Regions from separate parts of the Homo sapiens genome. Here region 2 is linked to region 1. Evidence: chromatin contacts called from ENCODE Hi-C or POLR2A ChIA-PET data. All regions are on one chromosome and are shown on one strand. The core of a region is the stretch at or near the end of the contact, and the rest is flanking DNA. Distances in the headings are between cores, read along the strand shown. Region 1 has its middle 21 kb from the start of MIR4720. Region 2 overlaps CMIP (c-Maf inducing protein).

Evidence for each region. A loop is a pair of places that touch in the nucleus more often than their neighbours do. ChIA-PET counts read pairs that join two places held with the same protein, here RNA polymerase II (POLR2A). Pooled maps may share reads with other maps.
Region 2: a map of PC-9 shows a loop between it and region 1 (14-fold over the local background). The contact joins two enhancer-like sites. A Hi-C loop is called at or near these places in 20 of 168 maps with a recorded cell type or tissue (A673, CD4-positive, alpha-beta T cell, GM12878 and 15 more), 6 of 37 single-sample maps with no recorded cell type and 18 of 50 pooled maps. POLR2A ChIA-PET finds 5 or more read pairs at or near these places in 7 of 52 experiments (B cell, PC-9, Panc1 and 3 more).

Annotation. Positions count from the first base shown.
Region 1 is chr16:81,404,102-81,407,474 of GRCh38, forward strand. No RefSeq gene overlaps it. Among named protein-coding and RNA genes, the nearest start is that of MIR4720, 21 kb to the left of the region's middle. Within about 2 kb of position 1,775, at least 6 of the 41 ENCODE cell types and tissues checked have a DNase peak (open chromatin) inside an H3K27ac peak, as active enhancers do.
Region 2 is chr16:81,599,586-81,602,546 of GRCh38, forward strand. The region is part of intron 1 of CMIP (c-Maf inducing protein); the gene reads left to right. Among named protein-coding and RNA genes, the nearest start is that of MIR6504, 10 kb to the right of the region's middle. Within about 2 kb of position 1,651, at least 7 of the 41 ENCODE cell types and tissues checked have a DNase peak (open chromatin) inside an H3K27ac peak, as active enhancers do.

The sequences.
Region 1 (3,373 bases), core at 525-3,024:
GCCGGAATCCAGCCCTGAGACCCCACAGTGCTGCCTCTGAAACAGTGCTGGGACGTCTCTCTGAGCCTGAGCTCAGACTTTGGTGTCCCGCTGCTGAGGCCGGGGTCCCGCCGCTGTGACCGTGGCAAGGGTAAGCCCTTTGTGCACCTGTGCCGTTGCCTGTAAAATGCTGGCAGTAATCACAGTGGAGCTACCCTAGAGGTTTGCTAGGAGGGTTACATGAGCCGTGCCTGGCACGGGCCACAGAGGGTAGGTTGCACATGGCTCTTTTCCCCACTGCCCAGTTATTAATCCAGGTCACAGTTACTTCTTCCCCCAGCCTCACAGAAGATGGGGGCCACTGTAAACCCCACCCCATCCCAGATGAATCAAGCCATCACCATACCCCCCCCCTCCAAATGATCCATGCCACCATAATATGCCCTCTGGATGACTCAGACCACCACTGCCCCCTCCCCAACACACACGTACACCCTGATGGCCCCAGCAGTCTCCTAACTGTCCTCCCTGGCTCCAGCCTTGCCCTGCTCCCTTCCACCATCCACTCTGCAGCCAGACTGATTTTTCTAAAATGCAAATCTGATCACATTACTTCCTACTTAACATCCACCAACAATTTCCCAATAAACTCGGGATGAAATTCAAGCTCCTTAATGTGAGTTCTGAGGCCTTTCCTGATCTGGCTGGGGCCTGGCACTCCAGCCTCATCCCTCTGAGTGACAGCCAGAGCCCAACCATGGGGGGCCCAGGCAGGAACTGTGACACCCCCAAATTCCACTTTTTAAAATTTTATTTTATTTTAAGTTCCGGGATACATGCGCAGAATGTTCAGGTTTATTACATAGGTAAACGTGTGCCATGGTGGTTTCCTGCACTTATCAACCCATCACCTAGGTATTGAGCCCCCCACATGCATTAGCCATTTATCCTGATGCTTTCCCTCACCTCACACCCCGCTGCTGACAGGCCCCAGTGTGTGTTGTTCCCCTCCCTGTGTCCATGTGTTCTCAATGTTCAGCTCCCACTTATAAGCAAGAACACGTAGTATTTGGTTTTCTGTTCCTGTGTTACTTTGCTGAGGATAATGGCTTCCAGCTCCATCCATGTTCCTGCAAAGGACATGATCTCTTTCCTTTTTATGGCTGCATAGTATTCCATGGTGTAAATGTACCACATTTACTTTATCCAGTCTGTCATTGATGGACATTTGGATTGATTCCATGTCTGTGCTATTGTGAATAGTGCTGCAATGAACAAACTCATGTATGAATCTTTATAACAGAATGATTTATATTCCTTTGGGTATATACCCAGCAATCGGATTGCTGGGTCAAATGGTATTTCTGGTTCTAGGTCTTTGAGGAATCGCCACACTGTCTTCCACAACGGTTGAAATAATTTACACTCCCACCAACAGTATAAAAGTGTCCCTATTTCTCCACAGCCTTAAATATTTGCACATTTATCAAACAGGGAAACTACTTTTTATTATTAACATAAAAGGTATTCCTCTCTCTTTGTGAAAACAAGGGCTTTAGAATGTGCATACTGTGAAAGTAACCTGTTAACTTATCAGAAAATGTCTTTTATCTGACATTTTCCTGCCCTCATCAATGGATGACGTTAGTCACATTCCTTGAAGGATGACTGGAGCTTACATGGACCCAGGTTCAAAGTCGTAGTCTCTTTGAAGAGCCTCAACTTTTCCAGCCTGACTCCGGGTTGGAACCTGCGTGCCTGAGGTTCCTCTCAGGATCAGCGTCTCCACCGTCAGACATTCTTATGAGAATACGGGTGGGTCAGCGCCGGGTAAAGGTGCTGGCTAAGTTTCCACCTTGTGGAGGTGGGATGACTTGCAATTCCCGTCTCCTGATTCATCCCCGGGTTACTGATTCATTTCCCTGGAATCTGGACTGCTTATGGCCATGCCCCCAGCTGCTGCTGGGCAAGCTGAGTGCTCCATTCAGCCCTGGTTCACACAACATATTCCTGGGCTCCTGATACAGGGCCTTGCGAGCGTTCAGACCCAATGCTTCTTGCATAAACACACACACATACAGATATATATATATATCTGTGTGTGTGTATATATATGTGTATGTGTGTGTGTGTATATATGTGCATATATATGTGTGTGTATACATATGTGTGTGTATAGATATGTGTATATATATGTGTGTGTGTGTATGTGTGTGTATATATATATATATCTCTTTTTTTTTTTTTTTGAGATGGAGTCTCACTCTGTCGCCCAGGCTGGAGTGCAGTGGTGTGATCTTGGCTCACTGCAAGCTCTGCCTCCCGGGTTCATGCCATTCTCCTGCCTCAGCCTCCTGAGTAGCTGGGACTACAGGCGCCCACCACCGTGCCTGTCTTTTTTTGTATTTTTAGTAGAGACAGGGTTTCACAGTGTTAGCCAGGATGGTCTCAATCTCCTGACCTCGTGATCCCCCCACCTCGGCTTTCCAAAGTGCTGGGATGACAGGTGTGAGCCACCGCGCCCAGCCAAAATATATATATATATAGATATATATATTATGTATATGGGTCATGTCCGGCCCCCATCCTGCCAAAATATAATATTTTTCCAAAATATATATAGAAAATATTGCTCTGTTACTGTCACCCAGGCTGCAGTGCAGTGGCACGATCACAGCTCTCGTTGTAACCTCAGACTGCGAGGCTCAAGTAATTGTCCTGCCTCAGCCTCCCAAGTAGCTGGGATTACAGGCACGTGACACCATACGCAGCTAATATTTGTATTTTTCACAGAGATGGGTCCTTGCTATGTTGCCCAGGCTGGTCTCAAACTCCTGGCCTCAAGCCATCCTCCCACCTTGGCCTCCCAAAGTGCTGGGATTATAGGCGTGAGCCACCGTACCTGGTCAAAACTAATATTTTGAATGTTTCTTTCTGTCTTGAAGTTGAATTCCCTGGTATATAATTTAGCTATACATGTGATTTCAGATACATCAATATCATGCCTATTTACAATATAAAGGAGGATTAAAAAGAAATTAATTTGACATAAAATTGTATGTGGGGACATTAGAACCCCCTCTACCCCAGAGACATAAAGAAGTAGTAAGCCACTTGCTCCTGCTCAGGAATCCCCAGGAAGGCTGCAGCCACAGCACAGATGGCCACAGGTGTGCCTGTGGGTGACTCAAACATCACAGGCTGGCAGGCTCTCAGTGACGTGATTTTCCAAAATGGTGAGCAACTCTTGGTTAACGTCCAAATGAAACAAAGAACAACCTTACCTCCATTTACGCTGTGGTTGTGCTCCTGGGAAATGCAGGGACAATGAAAACTGAGCAGGAAAAAACGGCCTTTTTATGTAAAGTGAAGTTAGATTCCAGACACAGATAAT
Region 2 (2,961 bases), core at 401-2,900, 200 kb after region 1:
TGTACTTGAGGTGTGTGAGCACAAAGGTACACAAATTGGAGTTTGCCTCTGGCCAGAGGAATTTGGCATAACAGAGGGATGGAAGTTGCTGTCTTGGGGGGTTACGAAATTGAATCCTGGGCCTGTCTTATAAGAGCAGGAGGCCTGTGTGAGACATCCCCTGCTCTGTGCCTCAGTTTCTTCCTCTGTAGCATGTGGATAACAGGGATAAAAACAGCCTCCCCGCCTTAGCATTGTTGTCAAGTTAAATGAGGGATTATATATAAAGCTCTTAGCATGGTGCTGGCCACATGGTAACTGCTTGATGAATGTTAACCACGGGCACCTGTGAATGTCCATATGGGTGGGGTGTAGTGAGGCTAGCGTCTGCATAGCAGGTGTCCTTCCTTCTGTCATCATTAAAAAAAGATATATGGCAGCAGTGGTGGCTCACGCCTGTAATCCCAGCACTTTGGGAGGCAGAGGTGGGTGGATCACAAGGTCAGGAGTTCAAGAGCATCCTGACCAACATGGTGAAACCCTGTCTCTACTAAAATTACAAAAATTAGCCAGGAGTGGTGGTGGGTGACTGTAATCCCAGCTACTCAGGAGGCTGAGGCAGGAGAATCACTTGACGGGAGGCGGAGGTTGCAGTGAGCCAAGATCGCACCACTGCACTCCAGCCTAGGCGACAGAGTGAGACTCCATCTGAAAAAAAAAAAAAAAAAAAAAGATATATAAAGCTGGCTCTTCACTATAGTCAAAAGATAGAGACAATCCATGTGTCCATCAGCAGATGAATGTATAAACATGTGGCCTGCCCATACAATGGAATGTCAGTCAGCCATGAAAGGAATGCGGTTCCGACTCATGCCATAGCACAGATAAACCTCAAAAACAGTAAGTGAAAGGAGCCAGGCACAAACAGCCACAAAGTATGTGATGTCATTTATGTGACATGTCCAGAACAGGCAAGTCCCATTGATAGATACCAGGCTAGTGGCTGCCTGGCGCCTGGGGATGGGGTAGCAGGGAGTGACGACTTAATGGTATGGGGCTTCCTTTGGGAGTAAAAACATCTCAGAACTCGATAGAGATGATGGTGACACAGCATCAGGAATGGACTCAATGCCCGTGAATTGTACATCTTAAGTGATTAATGGTTAGTTTTACGTTCTGTGAATTTTACTTTGAATTTTAGAAATGCAGCCAGGGGAGGTGGGGACTGAAGCCCATTCTCCCAGCGCAAGCCACTTTGAGCACCACTGCGTATGACACTGTGATGGCAGCCTCATCATTAGTGTTGTTGGTGTTGTTGCTGTTGACTGTCTAAGCAGGGCTGCCATCCAACTTCTCGTTTCTCCTTTGGGGCCCCAGGGTGTGTGTGCAGGTCCAGCAAATCCTTCCTTACAGTGGGGTGGTGCCACGTGGAACCCGACTGTGCAGCATGGGTGTCCCCTGTGTGATAATTCAAGCCGCTTCCACGTAGGGAGAGAGGGGACTTGACTCCAGCCCAGCACATCCACCCAGCTGTCAGGGCCACACATGCCCCATGACAAACAGCTGCTGTTTTCAACCCCATCCCCGACTGGGCAAGGTTTCTCTGGCCTCGGGAATAAGCTCATGGGAGGATTTTCCAGACTGGCTTCTTTTGGGGTCCGGGAGCTCCTCCCTTCCCTGGCACATGTTTTGAGTCAGCCTGGACGTCATGATTCGTATTCACTTTGAGAGGAATCCCCATGGAAACCAGCAGGCAGGTTTGGGCAGGAGGGAGCTGGCTCACCACAAAGGCAAGGGAAGGCGAAGGCTAGGTGTCTTCTGCCAGCATCGGGGGCCCAATGGGGGCTCTTTCTGGGGGGGTCAGCTCACCCCATTCCCCACCCACTCTGGAAGCAGGTCTGAGGCCATATCTGGTTTGGAATGCCAGTTCTGAAGATCTCTGGGGGTTCACATGGGACCCTCATGAGGTCCTTCTAGGCCCTATTTTTTCCAGCCCAGATCCAGCATTGTGTGCCACTGGACAGGGGGCTCACCTGGAAACAGGCAGAGGTGAAGTATCTCTTCCTGGTCTGGCAAATGCAGGATCCCCCAAAACTAGCTCCATATCTGTCCCCGAGAGCAAAAAGACAAAGGCAGAGTTCACCGACCCATTCTCCAGCTCCCATGGAAGGCAGCGTCCCCCGGGGCCAGAACCCCAGCTTGTGGGCTGCCGCATCTCCAATACCCTCTGGGCACCGTCACCTTGCGGGCACTCAGTTAGCGAGCGGTCCCACCAAACCTACCTGGGTTCGCTCCTTGCTTCTCACATGGCCCTGTCAAGCTGGTGGCCCAGGACAAAAGCCCCTTAGCCTTGGCCAGGGCTCTCCGGTTCCCTTTAATATCCATTTAATGAGAGCAATTTGGCAACAACGTAAAACGTGCTCTTGCCCTTTGTCCCAGTAATTCCATTTCTGGGAATCTGGCCTAAGGAAATAATCCTAAATATAGGGTAGAAAAACATGTTTCACAAGGATGTTCACTGCGGAGTTGTGCATGGCAGCATAAAATGAAACAGTGGCACTGTCCCTGAGGGAGGGGGTGAGAGCAGGGATGAAATTGATGGTGGCGGAATATTTTATAGCTGCTACAGTGAGAGTTCTGGAGCTTGCCATTCAGAGCAGGGACATCTATGTGCGATAATGTGGGGAAAAAAAAGGCGTTACAAAATTCTTTGTACTGTATGATTTCGGCTTTATAAAAAATTATATATTAAAATAATCAGGAAAGTCACACACCAGAGTGCTAATGAGTGGTCTTGATTGGATTTTTATGGGAAAGATTTTATTCGTCATCTTCCAAATTACCTTGTCTTCACGCATTGCCTTTTTCAGTCAGGTTTGCGTTGTAATTTACATACAGTAAGAGTCACGCTTTTAGCGTGCAGATCTGTGAGTTCTGACAAATGTATACAGCCAAGTGACATCGCCCCCACAGTCAATACAG